Linked DNA regions of Homo sapiens: region 2 is linked to region 1. A link is an interaction called in ENCODE POLR2A ChIA-PET data of the cell type or tissue named here. Cell type or tissue: PC-3. All regions are shown on one strand. Links, peaks and the distances in the headings refer to the core of each region. The heading gives the core; the rest is flanking DNA.

Region 1 (12,568 bases), core at 2,679-10,678:
ACTTCAGCATCATCCTGTGAAATCCCCATTGAAAATGAGCAAAAAGAAAGTGGAAAAGTTTTTTAAAAGTGAAATATGGGAGAAGATGCTACTTGGTTGAGGTTCAAATTCTGCGTATTCCCCATCCCAAGAATGCATCTCTATTGGAGTATGTGGCCGTAGGAGATTCCTATAGGATGTTTTAGAATGTGTCCCCTTATCTTCTTCAGGAGGGGATGAAAGTTGTTGAATGCGTGGAACAAGGGTTAGTGATGTGATACACAACTACAGTGAGTGTAATAGTTTATTCCTTCTATGAGTTGTTACCAGGAAGGATTCCTGATCCAGACCCCAAGAGAGGGTTCTTGGATCTCATACAAGAAAGAATTTGAGACGAGTTCATACAGTAAAGTGAAAGCAAGTTTATTAAGAAAGTAAAGGAATAAAGAATGGCGACTCCATAGGCAGAGCAGCCTTGAGGGCTGCTGGTTGCCCATTTTTATGGTTATTTATTGATTATATGCTAAACAAGGGGTGGATTATTCATGCCTCCCCTTTTTATTATTTATTATTTTTTAGACAGAGTCTCATTCTGTCGCTCAGGATGGCTAATTTTTGTATTTTTTAGTAGAGATGGGGTTTCACCATGTTGGCCAGGCTGGTCTCAAACACCTGGCCTCATTTGATCCACCTGCCTCAGCCTCCCAAAGAGCTGGGATTACAGGCATGAGCTGCCGTGTCGGGCAATGCCTCTCCATTTTAGACCATGTAGGGTAACTTCCTGACGTTGCCATGGCATTTGTAAACTGTCATGATGCTGGTGGGAGGGTAGCAGTGAGGATGACCAGAGGTCACTGTCATCCCCATATTGGTTTTGGTGGGTTTTGGCCGGCTTCTTTACTGCAACCTGTTTTATCAGCAAGGTCTTTTATGACCTGTATCTTGTGCCGACCTCCTATGTCATTCTGTGACTCAGAATGCCTTAACTGTCTGGGAATGTAACCCGGTATGTCTCAGCCTTATTTTACCCAGCCCCTATTCAAGATGGAGTTGCTCTGGTTTAAATGCCTCTGACAGAGTGGCTGGAGTTTCAATTTAATACCTCCTCTCAGGGAGGAGAAAGAGAAGGAGAAGGACCCAAAATAGATAAGAGAATTGCCCAAGGATGGCAAAGGCCCCCTTTTGGACAGGGAGGAGATAAAGGAGAGGGTCAAGAGCCCATCTACCCCGTAAGGCAAACCAACCTGCCAGCCAAAACCGAAATTTAGTCAAGTTCATTGTTCTCATAGCTTTGTTTTTTGCTTTCCCTTAGTTTTTTTTTTTTGTTTGTTTTGTTTTGTTTTGTTTTGAGACAGAGTTTTGCTCTTGTTGCCTGGGCTGGAGTGCATTGGTGCAATCTCGGCTCACTGCAACCTCCACCTTCTGGGTTCAAGCGATTCTCCTGCCTCAGCCTCCCAAGTAGCTGAGACTACAGGCATGTGCCATCATGCCTGCTAATTTCTGTATTTTTAGTAGAGATGGGGTTTCACCATGTTGGCTAGGCTGGTCTCGAATGCCTGACCTCAGGTGATCTGCCTGCCTTGGCCTCCCAAAGCGCTAGGACTATAGGCATGATCCACTGCGCCCGGCCAAACTGAGACCCTTAGTTTTAAAGTAAATGTTCCTATGGATTTCTCTAAGCATATCTGGCTGAAATTAGCAGGAATAGGAGGTCCAAGATGAGAAGGGGTTTTGGGAGTTAGGATACCAGCCCCAGAGTCTGAGGCGGTGGCTGGGCTAGAGGAGCTTAAAGTTGAGGGTGGAAGGCTGAACTTGGAAATACATTGGGAGTTTCATCGTAGACAGGAGCACCACAAGAGAACTCAGAGAAACTGATTCAGCATCTAATTTTGTAATCCGTTCACTGTGACCCCTAGCAGTGTAATATTAATAATTGTTCAGCTTATTTTCTTGTCTGTAAAAAGTGGAAAATAATGTTTGTCTTACCTATTTCATTGGGACACTGTAAGAATCAAACAAGATTTTGTATGTGAAAGCATCTTCCTTTACCGCTTTACCAGAAAGAGACATTAAAGACCATGCCACCTGAACTAAACTACAAAGCAAGGGTATGGACAAATGCTAATCATCAAGAATTCTCAGTCGGGGGTGGTGGCTCACCCCTGTAATCCCAGCACTTTGGGAGGCCAAGGCAGACAGATCACTTGAGGCCAGGAATTCAAGATCAGCCTGGCCAATGTGGTAAAACCCCATCTCTACTAAAAATACAAAAAAATTAGCCGGGTGTGGTGGTGCACGCCTGTAATTCCAGCTACTCGGAAGGCTGAGGCATGAGAATCACTTGAACCTGGAAGGCATAGGTTGCAGTGAGCCGAGATCACGCCACTGCACTCCAGCCTGGGCGATAGAACAAGACTCTGTCTCAAAAAAGAAAGAATTTTCCACTTACATTCGTCTCTTCTTAGGATTGCTAAACCCAGTCCTTGGTTTATTAATGACGCATTCTGACTTATTTCGAACTTATTTAGAACTCCACCACACATTGTTACTTCATTCCTATCCTAAGCTGTTTTTGCAGCCATAGCACCTGATCTCATACTTGCAGCAGGAACCCAGTAAATACTCATGGACAAATATACGCAAATATTTTAATCATAGAGAGTTTATCCATAACCTTAAATTCTCCTTTAACATAAACATTTCTATTTCTTTAAGCTGGAGTGTAAGGCCATTTCTAAGGAATTTTTTCAAGTGGTGATATCAATGTGTCTTATAAGATCAGTGATTATTAATACACTCTTAGTTCATATTTATACTATATCTATTTCAAAGAACATTATAACATTTACGAATCAAGCCAGGACAAAGAAGCAACTGCAGACAAAGTGACTCTTTTGTGGCCTCTAGTAACTTGTGGCTTCAAACAATGAGGGCCATTGTATAAACTCCTTTGAGGGGTCATTGTGAGAATTAATTAGATTAAAATCTGCAAAGTACTTTGAACTTTTTCCAGAATTCCCTTACAAATAAAGATGACATTAATTTTTTTTGGGGTATCTTTATGTTGGTCCTCCCAGAATCAAATGTAACAAGTTCACCTGCTGTTGAACTGCCTGTGTTCCCTGAAGCAAATCCCAAGACTAAGCCAAATTTTATCTTTAGTGATTTTAAGCTGACCCCAAGAGCACACACAATGGAGCAGAATTTGTTGCCCTTATCACAAAGAGCTTGGTGTATGATATGCATGACGCAGTGTCTCATAATCCCTATGCCACATGGTAATTAAATATAAATTACTGCAGTTATTACAGCTATTTTATAGTGACCAACAGTTTTACCCTCCTTTTTGTTATTTATATTTGAATAATTTACATTCTGCTCATTTGCAATAGGATTTAAGGCAGCCTTCCCTTTAGTAGTTCTTCCTTATCCCTAAACAATGTAAATACTGAAAAACTTTCCTGATTCCGGTAACTGTTTAATCCGCATTGTATGAACAGAAGCACAAGCAGGCATTAAAGACAGAGTCTTAGATCCAACTCTCTAACAGCTGGGGCTCCTTGGGAACCCCTTCTCCTTAGTCTCCTGATCTTCTCTGATCCCAATCTTGTCCCCAGTGACCCCCTCAGCCCATGCTGTCCTCTACCCTTCCCAAGAAGGAGCAGCTCTGAATATTCTGAGTGCTGGGCTTGGGGCAGCAGAAACTGTGGAGCAGCCCCAGGTGAGCCCTGGGGAACAGTAGGATAAGAGGCCTATTGTAAATGAGGAACCTGTCTGGCAGGTGACCAACTTGGTTTGCTTGGAAGTGAGGGGGGTTCCCAGGACATGGGACTTTCAGTTTACTAGGACTAATTTACCTGGGCATTAGACTAGGTTCTGGGACCCTGATATTGGTGGAGTCTTTTCTGGGTGGGGAGAGAATCTTATTTGGGAAAGACACCTTGTTCCTTTTGGGCCCTGCAGCACACTGGTCTGGGTTATGTCTTCTCAGGGAACTCCGGATGTGACTCCTGTTACATGAAAATGGAAGAGGTCAGAGTTGTCCAAGAGGGAGGCCAGCCACATCCAGGCAGGGCCCCCATGGTCAGAACCCTGCTAGAGCCATCAAGGTCCCAGGTCAGTTCTGCAGCTTTGCAGGTGTGGAAATGACACCTGTGGGTCAGGCTGGGGAAGCTAATGCATGCTAAACAACTGCCGTTAAGAGACTCAGCAGATCACTGTTGTGGTTATCTTCATAATCCTGGGGGATATACCTTTGCCATTTCCCTGCATGGCCCCCTTCACAGGACCAGTGATATGAGAAGCCAAGTTGCCTTAGAGCTAGAACAAAGGTTTTTGTGTGTTTGTTTGTTTGTTGAGACAGAGTCTCCCTCTGTCACCTAGGCTGGAGTGCAATGGCACGATCTTGGCTCACTGCAACTTCCACCTCCCGGGTTCAAGTGATTCTTCCACTCCAGGCTCCCAAGTAGCTGGGATTACAGGCACTCACCATCATGCCTGGCTAATTTTTGTATTTTTGTAGAGACGGGGTTTCACCATGTTGGCCAGGCTGGTCTTGAACTCCTGACCTCAGGCGATCCGCCTGCCTTGGCCTTCCAAAGTGCTGGGATTACAGACGTGAGCCACCGCACCCAGCCTAGAACAAAAGTTTTGAAAGGAGAAAAAGGTTGGTTGGTTGGAGACAGGGTCTTGCTCTGCTGCCCAGGCTGGAGTGCAGTGGCATCATTTGGGGTCACTGCAACCTCTGCCTCTTCCTATGTGTAATTTTTAAGTGAAAATGGAAAATCCTAGTTTAGTTTTCCTGGAAATTTTTCCCCAGGCCCACATCAGGTGAGGCCCACAGATAACCAACCCCCTCTACTGTGTACTGATTGTTATAATTTAGGGGAGGACATTCACGTACTACTACTCTAGCTGCCTTTAATCCTCCCAGTTGTGTTTAGTCCTGAGTTGTGACCTCAAAGCTCATAGGCCTGTCTTCCTTTTGTAAATAGTTTGGATATTTTTATCTCAAAGTGCATTATTTTGCACTTGCTCCCACGAGAGCTCATTTGTCAATTGTCAGATCACATGGTCAGATTTATAGGCTCTTCTGATTATCTAGCTCAGGAATTGGCAAACGTTTTCTGTAAAGGCCAGATAATAAATAATTTCACTTCCACCACTATTGGTCTGCAGCTCTTCTTATGGTAGCAGTTGTTGCATTTCTCTGTGGGAAAGAAAAGAGGATTAAACACCTCTTTCTTAGCAAAACAGAGAGTAGGCATATGTGTGACAGACACAAGATGTATTCTGTAGTTTTGTTTGGCAGGAGATGATCCATTTCAAAACAAATTAAGAAGACTTGGAAAAAAATATAATTCAGTATTTGAATAATGCTGCTTCTTGTTCTTTTTAAAAAATAATAATTTTAGGCCAGGCGCGGTGGCTCACGCCTGTAATCCCAGCACTTTGGGAGGCCGAGGTGGGCAGATCTCGAGGTCAGGAGATCGAGACCATCCTGGCTAACACGGTGAAACCCCATCTCTACTAAAAATACAAAAAATTAGCCGGGCGTGGTGGCAGGTGCCTGTAGTCCCAGCTACTTGGGAGGCTGAGGCAGGAGAATGGTGTAAACCCGGGAGACGGAGCTTGCAGTGAGCTGAGGTCGCTCCACTGCACTCCAGCCTGGGCGACACAGCAAGACTCCGTCTCAAAAATAATAATAATAATAATAATTTTAGCTTTGCAGCAATCCTCAGGTGTCAGTCAGTCACTCTGCTGTTGTAGCAGCAGCCAAAGAGAATAAACAAATGAGCATGGCCGTGTTCCAATAAAACTTTATTTATGGAAACTGGGATGTGACTTTCATATAATTTTAATGTGTCACAAAATATTAGTTTTCTTTCCATTGTTTTCAACCACTTAAAAATGTAAAAACCACTCTTAGTTTGCAGGCTGTACAAAAACAGGCACTGGCGCGATTTGGCCCAGCATTTGCTGACCCCTGATCTAGACCTATCTGCGTAGAAGTGTTGTTAGAGGTTTTATCGCATAGGCTGTCCTCCAGATCATTTACACATGTTAGTATGTCCTTTCCTAGCACAGATGCCTGAGACTTAGGCTCTTGGTTTCATCAATCCTCACTTCCCAATATACTGTTTTTAAAAATTTATTTATGTATTTATTTACTTATTTTGAGACGGAGTCTCACTCTGTTGCCCAGGCTGGAGTGCAGTGAGCCCAGGTAGCGCTACCTCGGCTCACTGCAACCTCCGCCTCCTGGGTTCAAGCAGTTCTCTACCTCAGCCTCCCAAGTAGCTGGGATTACAGGTGCCCATGGTATGGGATTACAGCCACCATGCCTGGCTAATTTTTGTATTTTTAGTAGAGACAGGGTTTCACTATATTGGCCAGACTGGTCTTGAACTCCTGACCTCGTGATCCACCCACCTCAGCCTCCCAAAGTGCTGGGATTACAGGCGTGAGCCACAGCACCTGGCCTATTTTCTTTTATTTATTATTTATTTTTTATTTTTTTGAGACAGACTCTCACCCTATTGCCCTCACAAGTAGCCTCCCAAGTAGCTGGGACTACAGGCACCCACCACCATCCTTGGCTAATTTTTGTATTTTCAGTAGAGACAGGTTTCACCATGTTGGCCAGGCTGGTCTCGAACTCCTAACCTCAAGTGATGGACCCGCCTCAGCCTGTCAAAGTGCTGGGATTACAGGCATAAGCCACGGTGCCCGGCCCTCAAATGTACTATTAAGGCAGCAGTATTTATACCACCCAACTGCCTTCATTTGGGCCAGGTATAGCTGGGGCCCCGGAACCCACCAGAATGCTTGCTTGTGGCTGTTCAAGCATCTTAGTGGCTCCTGTGAAAATACACTGGACCTTTCAAAATGGAAATCTGATTGTGTCTCCAACCTCTTCCATGCCTCCACGCTTAGCTCAGGCACTTGCCTCTTTCCTCTGAGCTGTAGTGTAGCTGCAGTAAACTTGTGTTTTCTGGGGTTCTGAGCACAGGCCTTTTCATGTGCAGCTTCCACTTGGAATACCTTTCTTCATCATTCTTTTAGCTAGTTAATTAGGTAAGCTCTCTAGAGCCACTCTCCTGCATGGCACCCATCATGCCCCAAAGTCTAGATGAGTCAATTTGTTACATGTTTCACTTTGTAATGTTATCTTCATTAGTGGCATTATTTGACTAATGGCTGCTACTAACTCTCATTAGACTCTAAGCTCCAAGAGAGTGAGGGACTGTATCTTTGCACACCACTGTATCTTCTGCACCTGGCACTGTGCCTGGCACAGAGTTAGGTGGTCAGCAAGCAACCCAGTAGGCCACAGCCTGCTGCCTGGGGCATTGATGCCTATGAGAGTTCCCTCCCTTTACTAGCAGAGTGAACTTAGATGAATTATAAGATCTCTTTGAGCCTCAGTGTCCTTCTGTGTAAAATGGAGGTAATAACATAACTAGTGTCGGGTTATGGTGACTTAAATGAGATAATGTGCCTGGCACATGGCCTGATCTAGTCACTACTAGATTAACATTAGTCTCCTTCTCCCTTCCTATTATTGAGGTCCATTCTGTGGGTGCCTGACACCCAAGTATCACTTGCCCAGATTCCCCCAAGTGCACAGGACTCCATCTTTCTGTTGAGAACTGCACAGTTTCCATCGAGAAATCCAGAATTAGAGATGTGACTACCGTGCCCTTCATATATCCACTGCCTTCCCAGGAACTGTCACTTGGGCCTCTAGTTCCCTCCCCTACCTTGAATCAACAGGCCCACCCATTATTTTTGCTTCTGAGCTAGTTCCTTATTGCCTCACAAAACATTCCACTTTCACGCAACTTTTATTATTAGCCTGTCCTTTGGAAACCTGTCCAAGGTTTTATTAAGGCTTCTAGGTGAGTAATACTAAGCTGTTGTTTATCTACTTTTCCATTTTTTTAACCACTTAAACATGTAAAAACCTCACAGAAATTTGTCAGATTTTCTCTTTAAAGATATCATCTTGACAGTCTTCTCTGAAATTAATTTTATTTATTTAGCTTGCCTATTTCACAAATGAACCATAATTTTCCAGATTCCCTTTATAAATTTCTAAATGATAATAAATATTGTCATGTAATAAAAATTATAATATTTTGAGCCCACTGTGCTAGGAACCTTACACACACTATTTAATTAATTATTATTATTATTTTTTTTTGAGACAGAGTCTCACTCTGTCACCCAGGCTGGAGTGCAGTGGCACAATCTGGGCTCACTACAACCTCCACCACCCGGGTCCAAGGGATTCCTGGGCATCAGCCTCCTGATTAGCTGGGATTACAGGCATGCGCCACCACACCTGGCTCATTTTTTTTGTATTTTTAGTAGAGACAGGGTTTTGCCATGTTGACCAGGCTGGTCTTGAACTCCTGGCCTCAAGTGATCCACCCACATTGGCCTCCCAAAGTGTTGGGATTACAGGTGTGGGCCACCACGCCCAGCCCACTATTTAATATAATCCTTATAACAATCCTTCATAGTAGACACTATTGTTCCCATTGTGTACATGGAATAAATGAAATTTTATAAATATTTTGTTCTAAGTCACACAGTTAGGAATCAAGATTTGCATCAGGTTTGTATGAGTCAGGTGCCCATTGTCTTTTCACTCTGACCTTTTTCCTCCTTTCTTAGGCTTGTTGGTTCATAATGGTGGTGGGGAGGGTATGTATGTCATATTTTTGCTTTTCCAACCTCCTGAGTATACAGCCAGTTGTTATGACCAGTTACCCAATTTTGCCAATGGCCCCTCAGTGTCATGTTGCACTTCCATCAGAAGTTGGGTAGGTCTTGAAGTATTATCCTTGTATTGAAAACAGTAATCATCCATCCATCTATCCATCCACCCATCCATTCAATATTCCTTAAGAGTCTGTATACTGACCGGGGGTGGTGGCTCATGCCTGTAATCCCAGCACTTTGGGAGGCCGAGGCCAGCGGATCACCTAAGGTAGGGAGTTCAAGACCAGCCTGACCAACATGGAGAAACCCCGTCTCTACTAAAAATACAAAATTAGCCGGGTGTGGTGGCACATGCCTGTAATCCTAGCTACTCAGGAGGCTGAGGCAGGAGAATCGCTTGAACCCGGGAGGTGGAGGTTGTAGTGAGCTGAGATCGTGCCATTGCACACCAGCCTCGGCAACAAGAGTGAAACTCTGTCTCAAAAAAAAAAAAAAGAGTCTGTATGCCAGATGCTATGCTATGTGCTAAACATGTCTTAGACCAAAGAAATGTGTCCCTAGTTTTTAAAATCAAGACATTGTGGAGTTAGTGGAAGAGGCATTTGGCGGGTTGGGGGGTTAGGGTAGGGATGAAGAAGAGAAAGGAAGGGAAAGGAAGGAACTTCCTGTGAAGTCATTCCCCTGGGCACATGAGTATGATGGAGGAAGGCAGGGGAAGATATTGAGATTCTTACACAGCAAGATAGGAATGATAAGGCAAAACCAGCAGAATTTTGCCCTGGCATGAAATACTGCCTGTTTGTGGTACCTTATGCTTTTCAGTTCCCTTCTCCAGAAGCTGATGTTTTCCTATATCTCTGATGTTCTATTTACTCTTTTTGAAGCCACTTTTAGAAATTGGCCAGCATATGGACATGGTGGTGCAGCATATGGATGTGGTAGTCCCAGCTACTTGGGAGGCTGAGGCAGGAGAATCACTTGAGCCTGGGAGGTTGAGGCTGCAGTGAGCTATGACTGAGTCACTGCACTCCAGCCTGGCATGATTATAGCTCACTGCAGGCTAGGTTAGTGGAAGATAAAGGCTCTCTCAGGCTGCCAAAAAAAATCAAGTTTCTGACTCTAATCAGGTCCTGAGAGCGAGACCATCTCAAAAAAAAAAAAAAAAAAAAAAATTGGCCAGCATAGATGTTAACCTTTGCATTTTGTGTTCTCTGTGTAGGTAGCATATCCACTCATCTCAACAGCCTACCAGAATTGTGACAGTAGATTCAAGTTATGCTTTTTAAAAGATTTAAACTGATTTACTGGGCTTAAGAAGGGGTTTACTTCTTTTTTTTTTTTTTTTTTTGAGACGCAGTTTTGTTCTTGTTGCCCAAGCTGGAGTGCAATGGTGTGATCTCCCTCCGCTCACTGAAACCTCCGCCTCCTGGGTTCAAGCGATCCTCCTGCCTCAGCCTCCTGAGTAGCTGGGATTACAGGCATGCGCCACCACACTCAGCTGATTTTTTGTATTTTTAGTAGAGACAGGGTTTCACCATGTTGGCCAGGCTGGTCTCAAACTCCTGACCTCAGGTGATCCACCGGCCTCAGCCTCCCAAAGTGCTGGGATTACAGGCGTGAGCCACCGGGCCCAGCCTACTTCATTTTTTCCCTTGGTTTTGCATGTGTTTGTGTGTGTGTATTAGTCTGTTCTCACACTGCTATGAAGAAATGCCCAAGACTGGGAAATTTATGAAGGAAAGAAGTGTAATTGACTTTCAGTTCCACATTGCTTGGGAGGCCTCAGGAAACTTGCAGTCATGGTAGAAGGCAAAAAGCAAGTGCCTTCTTCACAGGGCAACAGGATGGAGTGAGTGCAAGCAGGGGAAATGCCAGATGCTTAATGCAACCATGAGATGTCATGAGAATTCATTCACTATCATGAGAACAGCATGGGGGAAACTGCCCCCATGATCCAATTACCTCCACCTGGTCCTGTCCTTGACATGTGGGGATAATGGGGTGAGATTTGGATGGGAACACAGAGCCAAACCATATCAGTGTGCATGGTGAATGCATTTGCACACAAGTGTGTATAGACTTGTACATGTGAAAAGCAAGGGGGGCCTGGATTGTTGTTCAATCCTTAAAACATGTTCAGACAGAGGAATCCTGGTGATTAGAAGAGTCCTCACAAAGTGGCCTTTACTTTGGTAAGTTCATTGTGAAATCAGAGTCTGAAACTTGATTTTATTAACAGCCTGAGAGTGCCTTCATCTCCCACTAACCTAGCTTACGAAAACTAGTAAATACAAAGGAAAATATTGTGAGTATGCAAGAAAGTGTTCATATGTTTTAGAGATCCACACTAAAGTGAATGGTTATCTCGGTCAGCCTGGGCTGCTACAACAAAATACCATATGCTTGGTGGCTTAGAAACAACAGGAATTTTTTGCTCACATTTCTAGAGGCTGAAAAGTCCAAGATCCAGGTGCCAGCAGATTCCATGTCTGGTGAGGGCCTGGTTCCTGCTTAAGAGATGGCTGTGTTCTCCCTCTGTCCTCACATGGTATAAGGGGCTAGGGGCCTCTTGGGGTCTTGGCACTTATCTCATGAGGGCTCTGTCTCCATGACTTAATCGTCTCCAAAAAGGCTCCACCTGCTAATATCATCTGGGTGGGGTAGGATTTCAACATATGAATTTTGGGGGACAGAAACATTTACACCATGGCAGTGGGGAGGGGTCTAGGATTTTCTTTAATATAGTTTAGTTTTTTTATTTTTATTTTTTTTTTTATTTTTATATTTTTTGAGAGGGAGTTTCGCTCTTGTTGCCCAGGCTGGAGTGCAGTGGTGTGATCTCGGCTCATCGCAAGCTCTGCCTCCCGGGTTCAAGCGATTCTCCTGCCTCAGCCTCTCAAGTAGCTGGGATTACAGGCATGTGCCACCACATCCGGCTAATTTTGTATTTTTAGTAGAAACAGGGTTTCTCCATATTGGTCAGGCTGGTCTCGAACTCCCGACCTCAGGTGATCCACCCACCTCAGCCTCCCAAAGTGCTGGGATTACAGGTGTGAGCCACCACGCCTGGCTATATAGTTTAGTTTATAAAAGTGGGAGAAAGTGAAGCAAGTGTAGGAAAATCTTGATTATGATTGAACATGGTTATAGGGTATTTCATACTATTCATTATACCTTATATATATTCATTATATTATTTTCTTCACTTTTTTCCTTTTACTTATTTAAAAACCTAGAATACTTTTGTATGTTTGAAATTTTTCTTTTTTTTAACTTTTATTTTAAGTTGAGGAGTGCACGTGCAGGTTTGTTATACAGGTAAACGCTTGTCGTGGGGGTTTGTTGTATGGATTATTTTGTCACCTAGGTATTAAGCCTACTACCCACTAGTTATTTTTCCTGATCCTCTCCCTGCTCCCACCTTCCACCTTCCAGTGGGCCCAAGTGTGTGTTGTTCCCCTCTTTGTGTTCATGTGTTCTCATCATTTAGCTTCCACTTATAAGTAAGAACATGTGGTATTTGGCTTTCTGTCCCTGCATTAGTTTGCTAAGGATAATGGGCTCGAGTTCCATCCACGTCCCTGCAAAAGACATGATCGCACTCTTTTTTGTGGCTGCATAGTATTCCATGGTGTATATATACCATGTTTTCTTTATACAGTCTACCACTGATGGACATTTAGGTTGATTCCATGTCTTTGCAATTATGAATAGTCTTGCAACAAACATACGTGTGGATGTGTCTTTATGATAGAATGATTTATATTCCTTTGAGTATATCCAGTAATGGGATTGCTGGGTCAAATGGTAGTTTTGTTTTTAGATCTTTGAGAAATCACCACACTGTTTCCCATATGGT
Region 2 (12,568 bases), core at 2,249-10,248, 400 kb after region 1:
AAATAAATGACTTGTTCTCTATTCCTTGTCTCATGATCTATTCCTGGGAGAATCTAAATTAAGATACCCCTACTTTCTGGCAAGCAAGCTACTTCCTTATTACCTCACAGATGACAAGAATTCTATAAGTAAAATTTACAGCTTTGCATTCCTAGCAGTGATAGTCCCCAACCCTCACTGAATACTGAAGAAAGAAGGAAAACAAATACAGGATAGTGAATGCCCTGCCTCCTACTATTTCTCCATACTGTTAGGCCCAAAGTGAACTTCCCTATGTGAGCTGAGCCTCCCACACTCCAGAAATGAATTTCTATCCCCAATTAAGTCCAAGACCTATTGTTCCAAGTGGGATCAGATACATAATTGCTGTCGTAATTTGTACCTCAGAAGTGAACCTGCCTTAGCCCCTAAGATGAATTCTTATCCTCACCAAGATGACTTCTAGAATCAGTAATTGAGGACATCTTTCAATGACGGCAATTTTTCTTTCCCCTGGGACTTTCCCCATGAGAAGTAAAGTTGCTCTTGTAGTTTTTTTTTTGTGTGTGTTTATTTTGTTTTGTTTCGTCCAGATGGAGTCTTGCTCTGTCACCCAGGCTGGACTGCAGTGGCGCGATCTCAGCTCACTGCAACCTCCGCCTCCCAGGTTCAAGCAATTCTCCTGCCTCAGCCTCCTGAGCAGCTGGGATTACAGGCACCCACCTCCACACCTAGTTAATTTTTGTATTTTTAGTAGAGATGGGGTTTCATCATGTTGGCCAGGCTGGTCTCGAACTCCTGACCTTGTGATCTGCCCGCCTCGGCCTCCTGTAGTTTGGTGTTTTTGAGTGAATGTGTCTCCTGTATCCATCACCCTTCTGCATATCCCCACCTCCAACTGCTTTACTGCCCCAGGTGTCAGTCTAGGAGATTTATCTGAGATCTCTACGAGCTGCTACAGTGATGGCTGCCGCCCCGTCCCCAAGAATGTCTGCTTTGGGTCCTCTTCTATGAAAGCAACTGTCTAGTTTGTAGCCACAGCTACACTCTCAAGTGATTTCTTACTTTGGCAAATTGGCCTTAACTAAGACAGAACTATAAAGACTATTAATCTAGAGATTTCTGCTGGGCCTCTATGCCTTCTTGTCTCTGAGACCCCCACTCTGGCAGAATCCCTCCTGCCAGTGGAAAGATATTTTAGACTATTCCTTTTAGAGCAGTCACATGAAGAAGTGGGTTCTAGGAGACTGAAGCAACCTTAAAAGCGGGGGGATAAAAGAGCCTTCTACATGGAAAACAAACTTATCTCTGCTTCACAGAAAACTCCACCTGCTGTGTCTGATTGCTTTTCTGAATATTGATTATATAATGTTCTTAGGTCCACCTTGAGGAGGGCATGAGGTTAGTTTGGGCAACCAGATTGATTGAAAATCAATACCTTTTCTTGTTCAAAATATATCAGATAAAACATGAACCAATCTTCATTTTACCAAAGAAATGGCTAAACTGAAGAAAGACAAACAGAAGACCCAGGATTCTTGCAGCCATTTGGAATGAGTACAGAATTTGTTACTGGGTAGTGGGTACAATGTTTTTGCTGTAGTCTGGAAGACCAGCCTGACAGGACTGCATTTTAGAATATATGGATATACCGGTGAGTTAGAAGATAACTAAAGGAATAGGAGAGAAAATAGAAGACCAGGAGGCAATAGGGAAGAGGGAGAGGAGGAGGTACAGACTTAAAGAGAAAAATTCCATGTGGTTACATGTGAGATTATGTTTGAGAGAGAGCATAGACGAGTAGTCAAGGAAATACGTCAGGAAGTGGAGAGGCAGGAGATGGACTAGGCAGGGGTCAGCGGCTGCAGGCCACATCTGATCTGCTGCCTGTTTTTGTTAATATTATTGTTTATCAGAACATAGGCAGGCTCTTTGGTTTATGGATCATCTATAGCTGCTTTAGTGCTACAACGGCAGAGTTGAGTAGTTGTGACAGAGATGATATATGGCCTGTAAAGCCTAAAATATGTACTTTTATGTAAAAGATTGTCAACACCTGAACTAGAAAGGCGGAGGGTAAAGTAGGAGAAATCAGCTGGTTAATAAAATAGTCATAAGTGACCAGTTGCCAATGAAAATTCCTATAGTGGGTGTTGTGGGTGTCCCACTCAGATCCCCCAGCTGCTGTTGAATGTTGATAATTATCACAGATATCCCCTATTGAGAACTGACTTTGGCTAATGACTTTGTTTTTATTTTTATTTTTATTTTTTTGAGACAGAGTTTCTCTCTGTTGCCCAGGCTAGAGTGCAATGGTGTGATCTCAGCTCACTGTAACCTCTACCTCCTGGGCTTTTAGAGATGGGGTTTTACCGTATTGGTCAGGCTGGTCTTGAACTCCTTACCTCAAGTGATCCACCCACCTCAGCCTCCCAAAGTGCTGGGAACACAGGAGTGAGCCATCACACCCAGCCACCTTGGCTAATGACTTTGGCAAATGTGTACAAAGGCCAGTCTTCTTCCCTCAAGGTGCAACTAACTCTGTGGTGCCATATTTGTCTAGAACTTCCCCAGGGGTCAGGCTGAAGCTGGTCTCCAGCTTTGCTTTGTTCCCCTTTCCTATTCTGTTTCCCTGATGTCCCTTCTCCTGAAGAAACTTCCCTCAAAAATCAGTTGAATGCACAAGAGTCCGTTTCTCAGGCCCTGCTTCAGTAGAACCCGTCTTAAGATGGTACTATTTAACGTCAAACTGTGCACTTAGCCAAGATTTTAATAGAAATGAATGCAAAGCACAAAAGGCTACCCGAAAATCCATGTTTTTATAGAAAATATGATCATTAAAATTGTCACTAATCAAATTAACTTACCGATTGTGGTCAGAGAAGCATACTAAAGCAATTTACTGCATCCCATTCTTCTTGGCCACAAGCACTGGATTTGCTTCAGCATACAGCAGACACACACAAGCAGGTTTGAGGCCTTTTGTCATCCATGCGGGAGCTGCTCCGGGCAACTATCTGTGATTAGGCAGGGAGTCTTTCTAACTAGCAAGGCTAATGCAGATCACTCAAAAATTTCTCTGTGGCATGGAACACTTGAAGCCCTTGTGTCCTGACCCAACCAAAAAAAAAATGCCTTAAATCTTGAATCAGCAAAGGGGCCTCTGGCCTGTCATTAATATTTTAAGTTTGTGCTATTCCTTTTCATTGTCCTGAGTATACTGGGAAGCACAGTACACCGTACATCACATTCATGGCTTCACTCGCTGTGGAAGTCAAGAAAACTTGGCAGGTTGTGGAGAAAAGGGAACGCTTATACACTGTTGGTGGGAGTGTAAATTAGTTCAACCACTGTGGAAAGCAGTATGGCGATTCCTCAAAGAGCTAAAAGCAGAACTACCATTCAACCCAGCAATCCCATTACTGGGTATACACCCAGAAGAATATAAGTCATTCTAACATAAAGACACATACATGTGAATGTTCATTGCAGCACTGTTCACAACAGCAAAGACATGGAATCAACATAAATGCCTATCAATGACAGACAGGGTAAAGAAAATGTAGTACATATATAGCATGAAATAGTATGTGCCATAAAAAGAACAAGATCATGTCTTTTGTGGGAATATGAATGAAGCTGGAGGCCATTATCCTTAGCAAACCAACACAGGAACAGAAAACCAAATACTGTAGGTTCTCACTTACAAGTGGGAGATGAATGATGAAAACTCATGAACATAAAGAAGGGAACCACAGACACTGGAGTCTACTTGAGTGTGGAGGGTGGCAGGAGGCAGAGGAGCAGAAAAAATAACTATTGGGTACTATGTTTAATACTTGGGTGATGAAATAATCTATACAATAAACCCCTGTGACACGAGTTTACCTACATAACAAACCTTCACGTGTACCCCCAAACCTAAAAGTCAAAATAAATAAATCCATAAAAAGAAAAATGAGCAAGAGAATCATTGGCCACAGCAGTGGTTTTCTAGCTCTGCAGTTTCTTTTTCTCTCACTAGCATATCCTAGGATGACATCCACTAATTCACACAGCCAGGAAGCAGAAGAGTAGAGTTAACATAAACCAAGCTTTTAGTAGTACCGTCATATGTCACTTACTGATGGGGATATGTTCTGAGAAATGTGTCATCAGGTCATTTTGCCATTGTGTGAACATGATAGAGTGTACTAACACAAACCTATATGGGATAGCCTACTATACGTCTTGGCTAGATGGCATAGCCTATTGTTCCTAGACCACAAACCTGTACAGCATGTTACTGTAGTCAATACTGAAGGCAACTTGTAACATAATAGTAAGCATCTGTGTATCTAAACATAGAAAAGGTACGGTAAAAATACAAAATAAAAGATAAAAAATGATACACCTGTAGAGGGCACTTACCATGAATGGAACTTGCAGGACTAGAACTTGCTCTGGGTGAGTCAGTGAGTGAGCAGTGAGTGAATGTGAAGACCCAGAACATCACTGTATAATACTGTAGAATATAAATACTATATACTTGGCTACACTTAATTTATACAATAATTTTTCTTTATTCAATGTTATTTTACTGTAACTTTATAAACTTTTAAAATAACTCTTTGAATCTTTTGTAATAATACTTCACTTAAAATACATTTTGTAGCTGTACTAAAATATATTTTTTCTTTATATTCTTATTCTATAAGCTTTTCTTCTATTTCTTAAATTTTTTATTTTATATTTTTTCACTTTTTACACTTTTTTTGGTGAAAACTAAGACACAAGCACACACATTAGCCTAGGCCTATACAGGGTCAGGATCATCAATATCACTGTCTTTCACCTTCACAACCTGTCCCACTGGAAGGTTTTCAGGAATGGTAACATGCATGGAGCTGTCATCTCCTATGATAACCATGCCTTCCTCTGGAATCCCTTCTGCAGGACCTGCCTGAGGCTGTTTTATAGGTAACTTTTAATTTTTTTTTCAAATAAGTAGAAGGACACTTTAAAATAAGTATAGTATAGTAAATACATAAACCAGTAACATAGTAGTTTATCATCATTGTCAAGTATTATACACTGTACATAGTTGTATGTGCTGTACTATTATGTGACTGGCAGCGCAGTAGGTTTACTGACAGCAGCATCACCGCAGACCCGTGAATAATGCATTGTGCTATATGACAGTGTGATGGCTGTGGTATCACTAGGGGATAGGATTTTTTCAGCCCCATTATAGTTTTATAGGACTGCCGTTGTATATGCAGTATACATGCAGTCCATTGTTGACTGAAACATTGTCATGTGGTGCATGACGCTATTGGTAAAGTACCCAGAGACTCTTTGGAGAGAGCAGCAGGAACTAAGATCAAAAACATTTTCTTCAGGGCTGCTCAGGCTGAAATATTTACTTTTTTAAACCACCAATCTGCTTTCAAAATTCTACTAATCATTCAAGGCCCAGTTATAAAGGGCTCTTTTCTTCACATTTGCATAGTTGGCATTACTTACAGGTGTATTCATCTATATCTACTTTCCCAGTTAAAACTATCAACTTGTATCAAAGGCTATGTCTAGAAGCAAACAATCACATGCATAAACCAAGTTCTGAGCCTCATTTATGCATTTAACCACCACACTTTTAACTGATAGTGAGTGACCCTAAAGGCCTGTGTAGTAATTTGGAAAATGCTGAGGCAGGGTCTAGAACTGATCATGTTGTGAGGTGCTGGGCAGCGGCAAGCCACTTAGCTGCCTGGTAAACCTTGCTGCATCTCAGTGGGATATGACTGTCTGCTATGCATTAGCTCCCTTAGCTAGAAATTTTGTTACAGTGAAAAAACAACTTTAATTTGTGTGTGTGTGAGAAAAATATCACTCCAAATAAAGCCAACTGCTTCTGCTGGTTCAGACAAGGAGGAGTCAGAAGTAGCTTTAAAACCAGAGAGATCCTAGGTTAAGGTCAGCAAAATATGGCATGTGTCTCACCAGCCTTTTCTTTCAAGCCCATGACAGATATTGGAAGTTGATTAGCTTTTCTTTCCTGCTAAATTCAGCCCCTGCCTCACAAATCTTCTGAGCCTCTCTAGGCAGTCTCCACCAAGACATCAAATTGGGTACTTAAAATGATACCTGTTACCTATCCTTGAGTTTGTTCAAAGTAATTTCTCTCAAATTGCCTTTCATCCTTTTTTTGCATGACCCAGTTCAAACTTTCTGGCCTTATTATGTTCTTTTCCAATTTTAGGTAGCTATGTTTTGATTGCTTTTACTTTTCAATTGACTTATGTTGTTTATGAGACACTACAGCAGCTACTACTATAGCTTAGTTACTAAATTCTGATAGTTGGCACATACACATTTCTCTGGCTTTGTGACAATTTGTGATTAGGCATTTTAAAAATTCTGATTGGTTGAAGTTGCTTGTGGTCCAAGTCAGTTTTGCTCACTGACATGTAGCTTTGAATAACTACCCTTGCAGTAGTCATATTGCATGTGTTTTATATTACATAAAATTCGTTTTTGTTCTATGAATATCTGACAATCTTTTAGCTCAATTCTATAAATGCAATGTCTCAAAACAGGTTTTCTTTAAAAAGTAGCTGCAAATATATTTTAACTGATGTTGTATAGTTTGTGCAAATTACACTTAAATAAGTGAACTGGGATTTTGTTCACATATAAATAATTACTATGATTTAGTCTGAGGCTTGTAGCTTCTTAAGAATTTTGCACCTGTGAGGCTCTAGGTAGATATCTATTCACGTTATGGTGTCTGTGATTCTGGACAAAGTGAAAAAATGTTGGTTCTTGGTTGAATTTAACAGTCTAATTTATTCCAAATTATTTTTAGCTAGCATTCTGTCCTTGACCAGAGCTAGCTTTACCATATGCGCTCGATGGAACAAAAAAAGTGACTCATAAATTTTCAGTGAATGCTTTGGTTCACTCTACAATGGCTCATCAAATAAAAGACAAAACTTTAGTGAATGCTTAACCAGCAGTTATCTGTGGTTGGGGATAAGCCTAGGAAACTCATGACTGAGTCTCTATGCAAATACAACTTAAAGTCAGAAGGCGGAACAGTCATTTCACTGAAGCATGAGGAGTTAAAGGCTTATCTGTCATCACTGAACCACACTTTTGTGGAGTAAATAATATGCTATGGGTTTGTTCATGTGTTGAGGGATTAGCCAAGGTCTCTACACAGAGCTCTTGTAAGTGGCAAAAATCCGCTATGTTGAGTATTGAGCACTCTGTTAGTTCTTTAGCAAATGAAATAAAATATGGAAATCATTGATCTCTTTCAGTATGTTTGAGTGACTACTTTGTGCTGGGCATTATTGAAGTGAAACAAATATATTTTTTTCTTTTTTTGTAGCACATGTGATTAAGATGTGATATTTCTGAGGAAGTTTCTCCTGCTCAAATGTACTTCATTCAAGAGATTTATTGAACATGCCATATGTACCAGCTATTGTGCTAGGTGCTGGTGATATAACATGTATAATAAAGAAACAAATTTTGTGATGATTTGATTACAGATGCTATGAAGGAAAATCAATGCATAAATGAGTAACAGCAGGGCATGGCCAGGCCTATGTGATCAGGAAAAGCCTTGATTTTATATCTGAAGGAGAATGAGTACGAGTTAACTAGCTAAGTAGGGAATGCATTTCAGGGAAAATGAGCACTAAGAGCTAAAGCTCAGTAGTAGAAAGGAGTATAGAGCCAAAGAAGCTGTTGAGAAAGCCAACCCAGGTCTTTGTGTCTGAGCACAGGGGACACAGAGTGGTATGAGAAGAGACTGACCAGTGGGCAGGGCCATGTCAGACATACCATGTATTTCACCATTTGTTTTAACAGCTACATCATGAACATGTTCCAAGCAAGCCATGCGAATCTCATTTTGAGAAGGTCACCGAGATTTTGGGGGGCTGAAAGGCCATTAGAAGGGGATGTCAGTGTATGGGGGAGAGCAGCTGGGAAGCCACTGTGAAAACCAGGCAAGAAGTGATGCCAGTTTTGACTAGGACAATTCAAAATACCCGAAACCATCGTTAATCTCTCCTCTGAGTTAAGGAGGAATAAAGTTCCTGTAAAGTTGTTTTCTGGGAGGTAGATGGTCACTTTGCACTCACCTTTACCATTCATAGAAAGGTTTAGCAGATCAGTCCTGATAAGAAAGAAGCCGGCCGGGCGCGGTGGCTCACGCCTGTAATCCCAGCACTTTGGGAGGCCGAGGCGGGTGGATCACGAGGTCAGGAGATCGAGACCATCCTGGCTAACACGGTGAAACCCCGTCTCTACTAAAAATACAAAAAATTAGCCGGGCGAGGTGGCGGGCGCCTGTAGTCCCAGCTACTCGGGAGGCTGAGGCAGGAGAATGGCGTAAACCCCAGGGGGCGGAGCCTGCAGTGAGCCGAGATTGCGCCACTGCACTCCAGCCTGGGCGACAGCGAGACTCCGTCTCAAAAAAAAAAAAAAAAAAAAAAAAAAAAAGAAAGAAGCCCCAGAGGATGGGCCTCAGGTTAGCAAATAGTGGAAACCAGAATCCTTGTTTGGAGGCACGGTCTGCACAGGTGTGGTAGGTGAAGCTTGGCAGCTGGGAGTTAGCAGATGCTCCTCAGACCTCACACCTGATAGTGCCAATCAATCTGGTGCTAATCCGAACACAGGAAAGGATACAGAGAGGCCCAGAGAGCCGGCCCTATCACTTCTCTATGTTGCTGAGTGTTTGCTCTACCGTGTGTTTCATGAATTCACAGAGACACTTTAAAAATTATAATAACAAGAAAATGTGGTATATATACACAATGGACTACCATTTAGCCATAAAACGAATCAAAGCTTGTGATTTTTGGCAACGTGAATGAGCCTGGAACACTTTATGTTAAGCAAAAGATAAATATCATATCGTCTCACTCATATGTGGAAGCTGAAAAAGTTGAGCTCATGGAAGTAGAGAGTAGAATTGTGGTTATTAGAGGCTGGGAAGGGGATTGGGGAGGAGAGGACAGGGAGAGATTGATTAATGGACAAAAAAATGACAGCCAGATAGGAATAAGTTCTGGTGTTATGCACTACTGTAGGGTGAATAAGGCTAACTATGATATATGTTTACAAAAAGCTAGAAGAGAATTTTGAATGTTCACAGCACAAAGAAATGATAAATGTTTCAGGGCATGGTTATGCTAATTACCCTGATTTGAACATTAAACATTGTATACATATATCAGAATATCGCTCTGTATCTCATAAATATGTATGATTATTATGTGTCAACTGAAAAGGAAAAAATAAATAAAAAAGTATAATGATAAAGGGTAGAACTGGAAGGGATGCAGAGATCATCTAATGGAGTGGTTCTCAAAGTGCGGTCCAGAAACTTCTGCTTCCAGGAAGATGGAGATGTCCTTTTCCCTATTCTCCTGGTAAGTACAGATAAATACCCTGGATGTTTTTCATTTTCAAGTTTTTTAAATTTTTATTTTAAACCGATGAATAATTGTACATATTTATGGGTCCAATGTGATGTTTTGATATACATTGTAGAATGAGTATATCTAGCTAATTAATGTGTCCATCACTTCAAATGTGTATTTCTTTGTGGTGAGAACATTTAAAATGTATTTTTTTAGAAATCTGAAATATACATGATTATTAACTATGGTCACCATGCTGTGCAATAGATCTTGAAAACGTATTTCAAGATCTATTACTAACTGAAACTTAGTACCCTCTGGTCAACATCTCCCCATTCTGCACTACCCATCCCCAAGCCCTGACAACCACCATTCTACTCTCTATTTCTTTAAGTTTGACTTTTTAAAGATTCTGCAAATCAGTGAGATAATACAGTATGTGTCTTTCTGTGTCTGGCTTACTTCACTTAGCATTAAGCCTGCACATTTTTAGAGAAAGCAAACATGAGACTCTGAAGGGTAGAAAAAGAAGGGAGGCTGACTAGAGAGCTCAAGAATGACTCCTTAGGGAATGATGAGTTCCCTAGTTTTCTTTTTGACTCATATACAGACTTAGAGCTGAAGACACTTGCAACCTGAAAACATCAACAGCCACACACAAAACAAAAACAAACCCAAACCCAAAAATGTTCTGCTCTTGGGCCTGGAAAGGGGCATCCCAGCAAGACAGAGAACTTATAGACAATAATCATTATATTCTAGGCAAAGTATGGTACCTGGACCAAGCAGCATCAGCATCACCTGGGAACTTATTAGAAATGCAAATTCGCAGGCCCCACCCCAGACTTACCGAATCAGAAACTTGGGTCTGGAGCCCAGTAGTCTGTGTTTAATGAGTCCTGTGGGAGATTCTGATGTGTGCTCAAGGTTGGGAACTGCTGGTGGGGTACAGCTGGTCTTTTGTTTGACAGCAGAAACTCCGGTTGATTTCCCCCAGGTGATAGTTTGTGAGTAGTCTAGCGCTTGTTCTAGATTTGCCTAGAATGACTCTTCTAGTGCTAAAATCTAAGGTGAACAGAGAAAATTTTATTTTTTATTTTACAAATGTTTTTATTTTAGATCCAGGGGATAAAATGCTTATTTGTTACATGGATATATTGTGTCATGGCGGAGAATGGCTTTCTAGTAAAACAGAGAATTTTCAATAAAACATAAATTAAGTGGTAACAAATGTTAGTATGTGTATTGTTTTAATTAAGTGCTTGGCACATAGTGGATTCTAGATAAATATTTGTTGAATGTTGAACATATTGTAAGTCTTTGATTCAGTTATAGTTTCAGAGAAGATGCTGAAAGAAAGAGGATCTTTTGGAAAACCTCAGTCAGCATCTGCAAATCATCTACAGCATCTATGAACCTGTCCCAGCAAAGATGGCTGCCGCAGGCAAATGGGTTGCACAATGTTCTTTCACATGCCTGGTCTCTTTTTTCTCAATATAAGGCTTTATACATACATGACATCATATCATGCCAGAATTTCTCAACTCTACACTATCACCTTTTCCTAGATTCCTGTAGTTCAAGCACTAAGTCTATTCTCCAGGTTACTTAGAAGGTGATTTTTAAAAAATAGTGCAGTTTTGTAATTGTCCCTCCATTGGATCTTAGCCCCAGACCACATTTACATCATTAAACCTTTGGTTTAATTGGACAAGAGCAAAGCATAAATGTCTGCTGCTTGAAAAATAAACATTTCTGTATTGTCTAGATGTTTATCTCAACATATAGTTACAATTACTCAGAGACTAAATGGGGTTTTAAAATTTATTTAAAAAGTCGTGGCTGCTAGGATAAACTGAAAAAAGCCAAGTTTGAATCCAAACTTTATTTTTACAAGTAGTTTTCTAACAACCCTTAAGGGGTTCTGGGTAACCCCTTAGGTATGAGGAGAGCTCAACAGTGACTAAATTGGGTAGGACAATGAGGCACTTTGACCCTGCAGATGCCAGGGACCTACTGTCACTTTAGTCTGGCTGTTCTGGCAGTCTGCTATTTTGTATTTTGTAAAGCTTGTTGAAAACAGCACTAAAGCTTTGTTTTAAAGATTTTTCAAGCCACTGGGTTCAACAGATGAAGAGGGGTGATAATTGGGTAGGCATCTGAAAAGTCTACTGAAGGATCCTTTTCTAATTCTCACCACCAAAGCCAGCATATACAAAAGGCGGCAGGAGACATGGAAACAGTGCCTTAGGAAGTGAAGGCTCAAGGTGAGACACTTTCTGAGGGGACCAAATATGCACAAGCCAAGCATATGCCTTATGCTAGCTTCCTGATGCCATTTGTGTGTTGATTGTGACATACCACTTGGCTCAGAAACCCATAGGAACTTGATGCTGGTTTATAGCAGTAGTTCTAAAAGTGTAGTGCTAGACCAGCAGCCTTAGTGTCACTCGGGAATGTGTTAGAAATGCAAATTGCCTGGCCCCACCCCAGACCTACTCAATGAGAAACTGTGGGGATGGAGCCCAGCAGTCTGTTTTAACGAGCACCCCCAGGTGATTCTAGTGTACACTAGAGTCTGAGAGCTACTGCAGTAATTTGAAAGAGAGCATATTTTTTCAAAGGGACACAGCATCTCATTGCTCATGTGAAAAGTCAGTTCAAAGCCTGACTAGGAAACCGCAGTAACCATGTCAAAGGCAAGAAAGGAGTCTTTTAAAAACCAGATACACAAAGCAATGGCTCTCCTGCTGGTTTTGAGAGGAATGAGAAAATTCAAGGAAATGGAGGAAGCTATACATCTGAAAGAACCAGAAAGCAAATAGCCAGTAGGCTCCAGCGCACATGTGAAACATATTTGAATAACTCGATTCAACTCTCATATATTCTCTGCCTTAAACTTTTTCCAGATTATTTGCAGTTAGCAAAGTTTGTATATCTTGTTTGTGAACTCGACAGCAAAACTAAGTGATAACCCTTCTCTTTGTGGTGGTGTGAGTGGGGGATGGTGAGTACAGTTTATGCATAATTTGTGTCCATCATGTGAACATAACTGAGGAAGCACACTGATATGGTTTGGCTCTGTGTCCCCATCCAAATATTATGCTGAATTGTAATTCCCAATGTTGGGGGAGGGACCTGGGTGGAGGTGATTGGATCATGGGGGCAGA

The links. Peaks named below come from ENCODE experiments on the same cell type or tissue, not always from the same donor. Only the 100,000 strongest peaks of a DNase experiment are listed, where the experiment ranks them.
Region 2: POLR2A ChIA-PET joins it to region 1 with 10 read pairs; 2 of 35 experiments call an interaction of 5 or more read pairs at or near these places.

Annotation. Positions count from the first base shown.
Region 1 is chr15:45,532,115-45,544,682 of GRCh38, forward strand. It overlaps SNORA41B (small nucleolar RNA, H/ACA box 41B), which reads left to right and starts at 5,137; the gene lies at 5,137-5,265. It also overlaps the pseudogene HMGN2P46. In PC-3, for the core only: no CTCF peak of the experiment used is centred there; no DNase peak of the experiment used is centred there; H3K27ac peaks cover 497 bases.
Region 2 is chr15:45,936,426-45,948,993 of GRCh38, forward strand. No RefSeq gene overlaps it. Among named protein-coding and RNA genes, the nearest start is that of SQOR, 310 kb to the left of the region's middle. RefSeq lists an enhancer at 11,688-12,434. In PC-3, for the core only: no CTCF peak of the experiment used is centred there; a DNase peak (open chromatin) is centred at 7,026; H3K27ac peaks cover 1,570 bases.